Regions from separate parts of the Homo sapiens genome. Here all the other regions are linked to region 2. A link is a contact called in ENCODE Hi-C or POLR2A ChIA-PET data. All regions are on one chromosome and are shown on one strand. Each heading gives the region's core, a stretch centred on a gene start or an enhancer-like site at or near the end of the contact. The rest is flanking DNA. Distances are from core to core; before and after follow the strand shown. Region 1 overlaps ABTB2 (ankyrin repeat and BTB domain containing 2). Region 2 holds the start of CD59 (CD59 molecule (CD59 blood group)). Region 3 overlaps KIAA1549L (KIAA1549 like). Region 4 holds the start of NAT10 (N-acetyltransferase 10).

Region 1 (3,093 bases), core at 576-3,075, 500 kb before region 2:
AGCAGCATCTCTCCCCGTCTGGCGCTCAGCCTGCTTCTGAGTGTGGGCAGCAGGGAAGCTAGGCGCTGTGCTTGCCCAGACCACACAGCTGTCTCTGTTTAGGGCTTTGCTGCCTGAAAGTTTGTTTCAAGGAGGAACAGGCTCTGCTCTGCCTTCTCAGCTTGGTCTCCTTACCTGGGGCACAAAGAGTGTTCACTTAGCTAGCGCTGACCTCCTGCAGCTAATTAATGCCTCTAGCATGGATCAGAAAAAGCTCTGCAAAGTGCAATTAGCGATGGATCACTTGTTGCTACTTCATAGGAGTGGTGTCAGCAGTATTCATGGCTTGTGGCTTAAAAGCCAGAAGGAGATCCCCAATCAGGTCCTGGATGGCTCTGATAGGCAAATCCTCTTAGGAAGGTGGGATCACAGGCACCAATTCCTTTTGACCTCCCCCGCTCCCCTTCCTGTGGGGCTTATTGAACAGAGGCTAATTCATTCAGTATTGGAGATGTAGCAGTTTATTGTGGGGTTCAAGATCCTTGTCATCTCTGAGGATAACAGAGAGAGCCCTTTTATTGAACTCTTGCTATGTGTCAGGCATTGGGTTTAGTGCTTTATGCGATATGTTCATAACCACTACAGAGAAGAAACCATATCCGCTTTACAGATGAAGAAACTGAGGTCTAGAGGTTAAGTACTTACCCCGGGTCATGGTCAGATATTTGGCTGATGGCATTCATTTCTTTTCTAGAAATGTCTTGAGCATCTATGTGGCTGACATTTTTCAGGCAATCCCTGCTATGCAGAGCTTGCATTTTAGAGGGAGTAGGGGCACCAGATACTGAGCAAGTAAGCAAATTAATAAACACAATAATCTCGGCCGGGCACGGTGGCTCACGCCTGTAATCCCAGCACTTTGGGTGGCTAAGGCAGGCGGATCACAAGGTCAGGAGATCGAGACCATCCTGGCTAACACGGTGAAACCCCATCTCTACTAAAAATACAAAAAAAAAATTAGCCAGGCGCCGTGGCGGGCGCCTATAGTCCTAGCTACTTGGGAGGCTGAGGCAGGAGAATGGCGTGAACCCAGGAGGCAGAGCTTGCAGTGAGCCAAGATAGCGCCACTGCACTCCAGCCTGGGCGAAGGAGCGAGACTCTGTCTCAAAAATAAATAAATAAATAAATAAAATAAACACAATAATCTCTGTATAAGTGCTTCAGGGAAACTAAAAGGGCCCTCTTCTGTGGCAGAACTGGGATTCCCAGTCTCTGAGGTTAAGCAGGAGCAGGTAGCATTACCCTGTAAGCTGGGAGTCGCAATAGGCAATTAGTTACCTGACTGTCCCAGGGCTTGGCACTGCCTGGTAGCCCTGCCTTTTCATAAGGAAAAGATTCCGCACAAAGCACTTTACCTAGGTTTTGTGAGAGGCGGAGCCAGAGCTGGCATCCGAGGTGTTCTCACAATGCTGGACTTTGAGGCACAGGAGAGAATTGCATTTCTCCTCTGAGCAGTGGAACCAGCCCTGGTGCCTCCCTTGCCCAGCCTCACCCTGGGACCCTGGGTGTGAGTAGTTAGTCTTGTTATCAGTGAGAGTAACCCAGGAATCTCCCTGATGGGGAAATCCCAGGTAATTTACTGTGTCTCTGATATTCCGGTTACAGCCTCTGCTCTAGAAAGGCCAGGGAGGGGAGAATCTAAAAGTTCTCCATTTCTCGCTTGAGATGGCATCCCCCCATGCTTTCCTTAGGCCTCCTTGAGTAAGGTGTCTGCAAATAGCTTCTCAGCATGACTTCACCCGGAAGCTCATCTGAGTGACTCACAGCCTGCTTTAGGCACCTCCTCCAGGGAGACGCTCTTACCCTTGCCCCCACCCCAACAGGGGAGGGGAGGGGAGAAGGGAAACCCCCTAACTGAGCCACGGAGAAGGCCTTGCCAGAGCACTGTGGAAAATACCTGCAGCCCAGCTTGGCCCTGCTTCAGGTGCCCTGGGATGTATGGTTTCTCTAGTCTTCTGAGAGGGATCAAGCTGACAATTCAAATTTGAGGGAGCGATGACCCTGGAAACTGTGTAGGTCTTAAAAAGAAATATATATCCAAACACACTGACCTGAAAAGATGTCCACAAAATACAGGATTCAGCATTAGGTGAAAAATAATTTCATTATGTTCCTGTTTCTCAAATTCGGTTTGTGATTTTAAAAAATTGATAGGTTAGTACATGTATTTGTACATGTACTATTTGTACTAAAAGCCTATTTGAAGAAAAATTATAATATATTAATAATAGTTATCTCTGGGAGGTAGTATTAAAAGAAACTTTATTCATTATTCCTTTCTGATTTTTAAAAAATAATCATAATTACCTTTATAATAAAAAAAAAAAAGGTGGGCCAGGTACAGTGGTTCATGCCTATAATCCCAGCACTTTGCAAGGCCAAGGCAGATTGCTTGAGCCCAGGATTTCAAGACCAGCCTGAGCAACATGGTGAGACCTTGTCTCTACAAAACATTTTTAGAAACTTAGCTGGGTGTGGTGGTGTACCCCTGTGGTCCCAGCTAATTGGGAGGCTGAGGCAGGAGGATTGCTTGAGCCCAGGAGTTTAACGCTGCAGTGACCTGGGAGGCGGAGGCTGCAGTGAGCCAAGGTCACACCACTGCACTTCAGCCTGGGCAACAAGGAGGCTCTGTCTCAAAAAAAAAAAAAGCTGCAGTGAGCCATGATCATGCCATTTCCCTTCTGCCTGGGTAATAGAGCAAGACCCTGTCTCAAAAAGAAAGGGTTGTTTTTTTGTTTTGCTTTGTCTTCAAAAAAATAAAAAGAAAAATCCTCATGCACCAAGCCCAGGTGTCCTAATTGTGTCCTCATTATTAAATGCCTAACTTCCCGTGGTGGACTGTTAGCAGGAAGCGACTGGGATGGACTTAACATTCACTTAGCAAACAGCTACCTCCCTAGCCACTGGAGGACCAAACCACTATGACAGGGTGTCTCCCTTCAGTGGCTCCCAGCATGATGGAGGGGGTAGTATATGTTTTGCGGGGCATTTGGGGTTTTGGGGGGAGGTTAGGGGGTTTTTTGAGACAGAGTCTCCTTCTGTCACCCAGGCTGG
Region 2 (3,218 bases), core at 405-2,904:
AAAGCAAGTCATCCTGATTTAAAAAACTCCCACTTGTATAGAGGAATACCAGGATTTGAGCACCACCAAATGGAACTCATTCCCTGACATCCCAAAGCCATCAGAATAACAGTAGAAGCGTCAAGACAGTTACTATATGATTTTCCCTGCAAGACATTCAGTAATCTATGATTCCCCCTGCTTAAATTTTATCTCATGCCTTCTTCCCTGACCAGTTCAACACAAGCAGCCCTGAGATGTAATATCTTCTCACCCTGACCCTCAAAGTGTGTCTCATGCTTTCTAACAGAGGCCATCCTCTTGGAGGAAGACTTGTACTTTTGGCCTGTAGCCCCACCCTCCCTCCTATGGCGTTCTTACAGTCAGTTCTGCAGTGAGTGGGACACTTTCCAAATATAATAGCAAATGGAAACTTCTAATTACATCTGCACATAAAACTAATGTTCCAAATGGTGGTTGCGGTTCTGGTGAGTGCTTATAATTTTTTGTTACCTCAGCATCCATTTTTGAATATGTTTAACTTTTAATAACAGAAGCAAGTCTCAGTCACCATTGACAGTTTCCAGTACTATACCCCACGCAAATGGCTCTAGCTGGTGGCCAGAGATAAACATGCAGTGATGTGATAACAGGGCACTACTGCAGCTTCAAACTCTGGTTCAAGTTCCTCCCACCTCTGCCTTTTCACCTGCTTGCTTTTAAATCCACCAGTTAGAGCTCTCCAGAGGAAACCTAACTGGATAAAGTTGCTGGCCCAAAGGTCCGTTCCTCCCTTCCCTCTCCCTGTTCTCCCTGATCTCCGTGTGTGTGTGTGTGTGTGTGTGTGTGTGTGTGTGTGTGTCCTCTAGGCAAGCTGTGTACCACCCAGGGTCCGTAAGTACTAAAAACTCTTAAACTTTCACACCGCTGTGTTATTGAAACCATGCCTACAATCCAGTCCCTGAGGCGAGGCCACCCTGAAGGGACAGACTCATGCAGGCGGATCCCCTGGTCTTGCTCTTCTGTCCCTGCCTCTGGTGGCTGCTGGGGAACAGTAGCTACCAGCTAAGTTGATAGAGACACTCGAAGAGGTTCATTCAAAACACTGGTCCCCGAGCAGCCCAGTAAGCTTTTAAACGCATAACATTTTGTTTGGGTCTCAAACAAGTCACAAGGCACGGATACGGATGCGGCTGTGGCTGATGGCTATTTGGATGCTGCCCAAGCCTCGCAGTAGGAAGCAGCTTCAGACTGCAGCAGGGCCGCATAGCCCGATAGCCAGGCCCTGGGGCACCCAGGGCACCAGCAAGACGCACAGAAACGTTTTGAAAAACATTTTAATATACTTAAAAAAAAAGTAAAAGGGAAAATCAGAAGTCTTTGGAAGTTTCCTACTGTTTTTATGTCCCATAGCAAATCCGAGGAGGACGCCCCAAACTTTCAGTTCCCTGGGGTTTTGAAGGTGCTCATTGGGTCCTGGCCACCCGGCCTTCTCAGAACCTGGGCCAGGAGGCTGAGCTCCGCGCGGGGGTGGAGGGAGAGGAGGAGGTTCCTGCCGAGGTGCGGCTGCGCGGTGCGGGAGCCGGGAGCCTGGGAGGGCAAGGGCATCCTGAGGGGCGGGGCCGGGGGGCGGAGCCTTGCGGGCTGGAGCGAAAGAATGCGGGGGCTGAGCGCAGAAGCGGCTCGAGGCTGGAAGAGGATCTTGGGCGCCGCCAGGTAAGAAGGCCCGAAGGCCTGCTGGGGTTTGGGTGAGCCGAGCCGAGGTGGCGGCGGCAGTCTGGGCCCGGGCGGAGGGTCTGTGGGGGCTACCCCCGTCCTCGCTTTCCACTCGACCCCTGCCGGGCGAGCCTCCCGAGGCCTGGCCCTTCCAACCCGTCACCGCGGCCCGGTGTCCTAGCCGAACGCTGGCTTCATTTTATCTACGAGGAAGGAGAAACGGGGAGCGCGCCCTCTCCCAGAAGCAGCCCCGTTACCCCCGTCGCGCCCCCCATTCCCTCGGGGGCAGCCTCGCACCCGGGCCCCTGCCATCGCTTTCGTCTCAAGGGAAGCTCTAGCGGTCCAGAGAAACTGCGCCGGGGGAAAGGCCAGCCCTCCGTGGTCACGGCAGTTCCTCTCTCCCCTCGCGGTCTAAATGTGTAATTTTGAAAAGCAGGTGTCGGGCGAAACGGACTTTTTTTTTTTTTTGAGATGGAGTTTCGCTGTTGCCCAGGCTGGAGTGCAGTGGCGCGATCTGGGTTCACCGCAACCTCCGTGTACCGGGTTCAAGCGATTCTCCTGCCACAGCCTCCTGAGTAGCTGGGATTACAGGCATGCGCCACCATGCCTGGCTAAATTTTGTATTTTTAGTAGAAACGGGGTTTTCCCATGTTGGTCAGGCTGATCTTGAATTCCTGACCTCGTGATCCGCCCGCCTCCGCCTCCCAAAGTGTTGGGATTACAGGTGTGAGCCACCGCGCCCGGCCGAAACGGACGTTTTAAGTACAACGTGATGTTTTGTTTTCTTGGGTCGGCTCGGGCCGCACCCTTCTTAGAGTCTGACTGCTGACTTTTCAAAAAACAACATTAACCCGGGAGGCTGAGGTAGCGGTGAGCCGAGATCGCGCCATTGCCCTACTGCCTGGGCAATAAGAGCGAGACTCCGCCTCAAAAACGAACAAAACCCACAAAGAACAAACAAAAAAAACCAACATTAAGCAGTGTGCCTTTTATGGCCGTTTAGTGATACCCAGGCTCTTCACTGGTCATTTCTGGAAGTATTTAACAGCACTTGATGGGTAAAACAATAGGCTTCACTTCACAGGGTGGTTGAGATGATTGACGGAAAGCGCTCAGCACAAACGCGGCGGCTGCTAATTATTTCAGGTACCCTGCGATCCCTGAGCAGTTGTTCAAGTTCTCCACTCCTGGCGGTTTACTCCCAGTTCCCTGAAGAAGGCACAGAGCCCCGAATGTTGAGGGAGATGGCAACGTTTGCCAAAATGTGGCTATTTACGTGGCAGTTTATGAAGGAGAGGCAGAAAGGGAGGCTGCCTCCCCTACAAGCCAAACAGTCCTAAAACTTGTGGCCTCTGTATTTTCACAGTGGAAACTAGAAACTGTTTGCTGAACTTAGCTGTAAGAAAAACATCCCATTAGCTGAGTGGCTTAGGAGATAAAAGCCTAAATAAAATGGATCTTAGGGTGAGAGAGTGGGGTGCCTAATGGCATTCATCTTTGACAGCTGCTGGTAGAAGCTCTTG
Region 3 (3,175 bases), core at 640-3,139, 260 kb after region 2:
CTTATACTAAGTGAAAGAAGCCAATCAAATAGGCAAATCCACAGAGATAGAAAGGAGATTGGCGGTTGCCTGGGGCTGAGAGAGTTGGAGGAAAAAGGAGAGTACAGGGTTTCTTTTGGGGAAGAGGAAAATGTTCTAAAATTGATTGTGGAAATGAACTTGTAATTTGAATATACTAAGTCACTGAATTACACACTTTAAACGGGTGAGCTGTATTGTATTTGGGTTATATCTCAACAAAGCTATTTTAAGCACGCGTGCACACACACACACACACACAATCATTAATATGAACCTCCCTCCAACTCTGATACATGGAGGCTTGAAGCCAAATTTAACTTGATTTAGGAAAACAAGCTAATAGGCTGTCTCTTACAGCTCAGTCTTTCAAAACAAGTTTCTGCGTGTTAAACATACCACAGTTTTTAAATGGAGACCCTAAGGAAAGCTCTGAGCCTCTCTTCTGCTACCTTGCTTGGTCCTGAGAGTCCTGCCTTTTCTTCTTTCTTTTCTTCCCTTTTAAAATCTGTTTCTCAATCAAAAATGTGCCCGGCATTGGCTCCTGTTTTCCCTCCCAACAATTCTGCTAAAAACGCACCCCTCAATTCAATTTCCAGACCTAGGGTGACGCTCTTAACAACAGAAAAGGTTTGAGAATCACAAGCTCTGTCTCTTTAATTCCAATATAACAGAAAGCCTTCTCTTATTCTCCGATGCCACTTTCATTTCAGATTTTCTAATTCAACTTTTAAATTTCCCACTGATTTTCCATTCTTGGCACTTCTTCCCCTTTCTCTTTGGCACAGCCACTTCAAGGGCCAGCTTGTCATCTGTGCAGCCCAGACCTCCTGCCCACTGTTGCCTTATATTTTGGTTGGCTATTCATTTTACCCTTTGCCAACCTCTTCTAACTTGGATGTCCCCCAGTTCCCTCCCTCGACAAACCATTTGTAAATTTCACATTCTGGCTTTTCTTCCTAACGCTGGCCAATCACAGATGAAGGAAGGCCAGGTGGCAGCTCCCAGGTGGCATGAGTGTCACTTGAATGCCCTCTGGCCTTGCCTCAGCCTCTCCTTGTTGCTACAAGTGCAGCTGAAGGCACCTAGCCCAGGAACCCCCAGCTCAGTCCAGCAAATCCATAGAAAGCTTCCACTTCCATGATCTCAGCTTTACCTCTTGTCTACCCTAACAAAGGCAAAGAGGATAAAAACATAATGAGCACTGGTGAAAAAATATCTGAAGATATGCAGATCTGTATATATCCCATATATGTCTTCATCTCCTTTGGATTCAAATTCTGGCTCTACCATTTACTAACTGAGTAACCTTAGGGGCAACATGCCCAAGTCTGAGCTTCCTCATTTGTGAAAATGAGGATAATAATAGCACCTGTGGCTGGGCATGGTGGCTGACACCTGTAATCCCAGCACTTTGGGAGGCCAAGGCAGGTGGATCACGAGGTCAAGAGATCGAGACCATCCTGGCCAACATGGTGAAAGGCAGAGGTTGCAGTGAGCCGAGATCGTGCCACTGCGCTCCAGCCTGGCCACAGAGCAAGACTCCGTCTAAAATCATAATAATAATAATTTAAAAAAATAATAGCACCTCCTCAGAAATATTTTGAGGATTAAATGAGATAGTTCAAGTGAAGGGCTTGAACTGTGACCACTCTATCTGTCCATATAAAGCAAAATCATGGCTTACTGTTTACATGAAGGACAACATAAAAATCAGATGGAAAAAAATGCTATTCCTATCTGTGACCAGCTCTTTAAAAGGACAGAAATGGAGAACTCCTCCCTTGTTGCTATGCAGCCTTCTGCAGGCGGAGCCCATCAGCTCTGAAATCCGCTCCATGTGGTTATAACAGCTCTGCAGAGCTTGAAAAAACCTCTTTCGCTCTGTTCCTCCCCCAACGGGTTCAGGCCAATCTGTGTTTTCCCCAAGACAAAACTGCAATCCCTGCAAGACATAGCTTTGCAGAAACCTTTGCCCGTCTGGGGGGCTTGCAAAGCCAGGCATGCTTGTCAGGCTAGAACAAAACTTGCCTCTGTGAGTTCTGTTAGCATGGCTTCTGCTGGCAGCTGCTGCTGCAGGACTGCAGGTGGTGGTGCAATCGATACCATGTCATCAGTGAGTTCAAGGTCAGGTGAATCTGCATACCACAGAAGACAATGATTTTAATGTCGCTAGGTTGGTTCCCCTGTCCTGCCCTTTTACTGTAGGGGAAGTAAATATCAGAGAAACACTCAAGCCTTTCCCTTTTATGTGACAAGCCAACACCCCCTCTGGCTGGACCATAAGCCTTCTGTCTAAATGTAGCTGGACCTCTTGTCTTACCTGTAGTTCACAGGTCTCCACCTATTTTAGTACAGCAGGTGCTCTGTGCCTCTGGGGCTGTTCCTTGGGTCTATGAACTTGGACAAAACGTAAGTGGTTTCCCACAGTGGTGTGTGTGTGTGTGTGTGTATGCATCTGTGCATTCAGCAGACATTTATTAAGCACCATGGTAGATCAGACACTGTGCTGGGTGACAGAAACATAAAGACAAATTATACAGTCCTTCGAGGAGCTCACAGTTCTAGGAAGTGAGGGTGGGAGCAAGTAACTGACAATCCCAAGAGGGGAGGATGTGCTCAGACAAAGCCATCTAAAGAGATCACCCAATATGAGCACTTTGACCAGCACCCAGTGATTCCCAAAGCAAATGGCACCTTAACAAGGCTGGAAAAGTGAGCAAGAGTTAACCGAAGAGAACCACATGCAAAGGGGGGTAGTGTCGTGTGTGTGTGTGTGTGTGTGTTTGTGTGTGTGTGCGTGCACCTGCGTGGCACTCCACCACAGATTATTCATCACAGTGCCTTTCTAAAAACCCTACATTAAATATCTTACATCTTGAAATTTATTGTGTTCCATCCCATTGGGCAGAAGGTCAGAGAGAACATTTCTGTGAGTCATACCTCACTGGATTTCTACATCTTGTTAAGCGTTCACTTTTTCTGAAGTATCAGAGACAGACTTCTCAGCTCCCCACCCAGTGTTCCAAAAGTGGTGGGGGGCATTCTACCCAGGTAGAAACACCTCCTCCTCCTCGGGCTCAGGCCACACCAAGAAGGCTCCAGGGAGACTCCTCTGGAGAAGCAGGCTGACTTAGCTCTATTCTTAACTGACACA
Region 4 (2,875 bases), core at 181-2,680, 370 kb before region 2:
CTCCGTCTCAAAAAAAAAAAAAAAAAAGTTCTGTGATTACCTACAGTAAAATACTGCATCATCCCAATAAATACATCAAAAAAACCATCAGAAATATCACTGTAAAAGTAACATGCTACTTAGATGTAAAAGTGACATGCTACTTAGAAACTCTGGTACCTACTGCATTATAAACATAAAGCTCATTTACTGAAACTTACCATACCTTAACTGTCCCTTCTAACCTTCCAATCCAAACAGATTTTAGCATATGTCTTACTATAAAACACTAAGTCACTGTCAAGGACCCCAATTTATACGTAAAGGAGAAAGTATAAAGAATTCAAATATCCCGAGGCAGAAAAACGACAGACAGAATTCACACTCAAGTCTTCCTGACTCCAAAGCCTGAGCTCTTCCCAGTTCGCCAATCTTCCCAACTTGTAAACCTTGTGTTGCCGGCCACATAAAGATCCCGCAAAAATCAATCAACAACTAATTAATGGGGGCTGCCTTTTGCTCTAGCTACTGTGGGAGCCCCAGAAGTAGTACCACAAGGCCCTTGACTTCAAGCTTGCATTCTTCTTGAAGAAGGTATTTAAGAGAATGAGATGAGGAACAAGAACACAGGTAAAATTAGATGTAAAAAAAAAAAAAATAGCTATACTGAGGGACCGGTCAGATGAAGGAAGGGCTGAGATTACTATGGGCTGAAGCTGTCATGGAAGGCCTGGATGGGGAAGGCCTTGAAGGAGATGATTATTTTTCGCTCACTCATTCGTCTATCTACACATAACATCTATGTGGCAGGCACCATTTTAGGTGCACTGGCAAACAAAACCAAGTCCTGAATGTGACTGCTGAATAAAGAGTATAAAGGAATGTGCACAGTGAAGGATTTAAGAACGTGGAAGGATCTGGAATCAGATTACCCTAAGTATAATGCCCAGACCTGCAGCCAGGCACTGCGGGCAAGCTCCACGGAAAACAACTGTTGTCACCCACCCATTCACCCCGACTCCCCAGTTACAGGCACTACTTAGAGGTGGTTATCGAGCCACGCAAATCCCCGAGGACGCTCGAGAAGCACGCGCCGAGAGCGGCTGCGTATTGGAGAGGTGATTCTGTTATCTTGGAGCGCCCCAAAAGAGGGGTGGAGGACAAACGGCGTAGGCCAGGTATCCGTCCGGATGCAGAGCCTTCATCCTGAGGCCGGTCCCCTCTCGACCCAGGAAGAACACAGACACCGATCTTGGCATCCATACCCGGCCCTCCCGCGTTGGGTACCTGCGCCCCGAGCCCGGGGGATCCCAGCCAGTGGAGAAGGGGAAGCACGTGGGAGCACGGAACAACTCCGAAAGAGAAGGCACAGCTGACTGCCCCTAGCGTATGCCTGGTGTCCGGGTCACGTAGTAAGCCTGGCTCCGCGGCACGCGTCCCTCTCAGGAACTGGTAGACAGCACGTGCGCAAGCGCATTAAAGTCGCAGAGATGGCGAGCGAGAAGGGACCTTCCTCAAGGCTGTCGCTGAGTAATGACGTAAGCCACCAGAAGCGGAGCTGAGGCCTAGATGTCCACTGCGGTTGCGCATTTTAGTCCCACTGCTCGCGGTAGCTGGGTGTTGGCTGCGGTTTGCCTCTTCACTCTTCATATCCCAGCTAAAGTACCTCGGCTAAGAAGGGCAAAATAGATGTCCGCACCCCAGGGCCTGCCCACGTAGGTCCAGGGTTTTCAGCGTCAGCCTGGTTACGCGAAACGCGACGGATCCAACGATTTGTGTTCAATTTAACCGATCCCCGTTAAGTTGAGGAAACTCGGCCAACAGACCTATTTTATTGGTTTCGCTTGGCCCTCCACCCCCACAGTACTGATCTTACAGATGGGAATCCTGTAATCTACCCATGACTGCGGCCGCTGTACTTTGCAGGCTCCCATTAGGCCTGTATATGGTCGTCAAATGAAATTACTCCCCCTGGGCTTCCAGTGAACTCCAAGAACATGACTACAGGGACAACCTATACATAGTGTTGCATTCTTGACTTTGGGGCAGATCGCTGAACTTCAAAAAACATTATCAACTGCTTGATGTTTCCTCCTGGATACCGCAAATGTCTGAATCCAAACCCCTTCCCCAGATACACTTTTAATGTCATCAGCAGCACTACCCATTTAATCCAACATCCATCATGAAATTTTTTAGTTCATTCAGCAAAATGTGAATATGCCCACGCACTATTCTGCTCACAAGGGATAGTGTCCAAAATGTTCCTGCCCCTCGTGGTTAATTCTAGGTTAAGTTTTAAATGCTATTAAGCAGAAGTATCCAGTGAGTAAAGTGACTAAGGATACTATTTTAGAAACGAACACTGAAGGCCTCTGACGGGGTGACACTGGATGGAACAAGGACCTGAAATTTAGAAAGAATGAGCCCTGAGAATATGAGTGAAAAACTTCCCCGTGCCAAAGATGTACATACAAAAGCTCCAAGATGGGGGAGTCCTGGCAAAGCAGTCAGTGTGGCCAAAGCAGTGGGCAAGTGAAGGACCAGATTTAGAATTTAATTCTAGTCATGATGAGAAACCACTGGAGTTTGTGGGGGACAGGGAAATGAGAAAATCTGCTTTGCCCTCTTAAAAGGCTTCCTGTTATGCAAAAACTAAATCACAGGAAGGCAAAAGTAGAAAAAGGAGAACAATTATAAGCTATTGTAGTCACCTGTGCTAGGATGGTAGTTGTGGTAGTAGTTAGAAGTATAAGATAACTCTGGATATTCAAGTTAGAACCACGTGGACTCACTTAAGGATTAGATGCAGGTTATAAAAGTACATTGAAGATGGCACCCAAAACATTTGCTCTGAGCAACTGGATGAATGAACAACTGGTGTTGGGTAATCAAG

The links. A loop is a pair of places that touch in the nucleus more often than their neighbours do. ChIA-PET counts read pairs that join two places held with the same protein, here RNA polymerase II (POLR2A). Pooled maps may share reads with other maps.
Region 1: a loop to region 2 is called in a pooled map, with 4 times the contacts of the local background. The contact joins the enhancer-like site here to the promoter of CD59 in region 2. A Hi-C loop is called at or near these places in 1 of 168 maps with a recorded cell type or tissue (CD4-positive, alpha-beta memory T cell) and 9 of 50 pooled maps. POLR2A ChIA-PET finds 5 or more read pairs at or near these places in 3 of 52 experiments (A673, Caco-2 and activated CD8-positive, alpha-beta memory T cell).
Region 3: a loop to region 2 is called in a pooled map, with 2.0 times the contacts of the local background. The contact joins the enhancer-like site here to the promoter of CD59 in region 2. A Hi-C loop is called at or near these places in 2 of 50 pooled maps. POLR2A ChIA-PET finds 5 or more read pairs at or near these places in 3 of 52 experiments (CD4-positive, alpha-beta T cell, HEK293T and PC-9).
Region 4: a map of naive thymus-derived CD4-positive, alpha-beta T cell shows a loop between it and region 2 (13-fold over the local background). The contact joins the promoter of NAT10 here to the promoter of CD59 in region 2. A Hi-C loop is called at or near these places in 1 of 168 maps with a recorded cell type or tissue (naive thymus-derived CD4-positive, alpha-beta T cell) and 8 of 50 pooled maps. POLR2A ChIA-PET finds 5 or more read pairs at or near these places in 2 of 52 experiments (Caco-2 and naive thymus-derived CD8-positive, alpha-beta T cell).

What each region holds. Positions count from the first base shown.
Region 1 is chr11:34,232,928-34,236,020 of GRCh38, reverse strand. All of the region lies in intron 1 of ABTB2 (ankyrin repeat and BTB domain containing 2), which reads left to right. Among named protein-coding and RNA genes, the nearest start is that of ABTB2, 120 kb to the left of the region's middle. RefSeq lists enhancers at 1,490-1,819, 1,496-2,020. Within about 2 kb of position 1,825, at least 13 of the 41 ENCODE cell types and tissues checked have a DNase peak (open chromatin) inside an H3K27ac peak, as active enhancers do; they include A673, where a contact is called at or near this core.
Region 2 is chr11:33,734,859-33,738,076 of GRCh38, reverse strand. CD59 (CD59 molecule (CD59 blood group)) reads left to right here and starts at 1,654. Exons shown (of 4, transcript NM_000611.6): 1 at 1,654-1,695. RefSeq lists a silencer at 1,536-2,005.
Region 3 is chr11:33,477,150-33,480,324 of GRCh38, reverse strand. The region is part of intron 1 of KIAA1549L (KIAA1549 like); the gene reads right to left. Among named protein-coding and RNA genes, the nearest start is that of KIAA1549L, 100 kb to the right of the region's middle. RefSeq lists an enhancer at 1,890-2,179. Within about 2 kb of position 1,889, at least 3 of the 41 ENCODE cell types and tissues checked have a DNase peak (open chromatin) inside an H3K27ac peak, as active enhancers do.
Region 4 is chr11:34,104,184-34,107,058 of GRCh38, reverse strand. NAT10 (N-acetyltransferase 10) reads right to left here and starts at 1,430. Exons shown (of 29, transcript NM_024662.3): 1 at 1,267-1,430. RefSeq lists an enhancer at 1,218-1,677.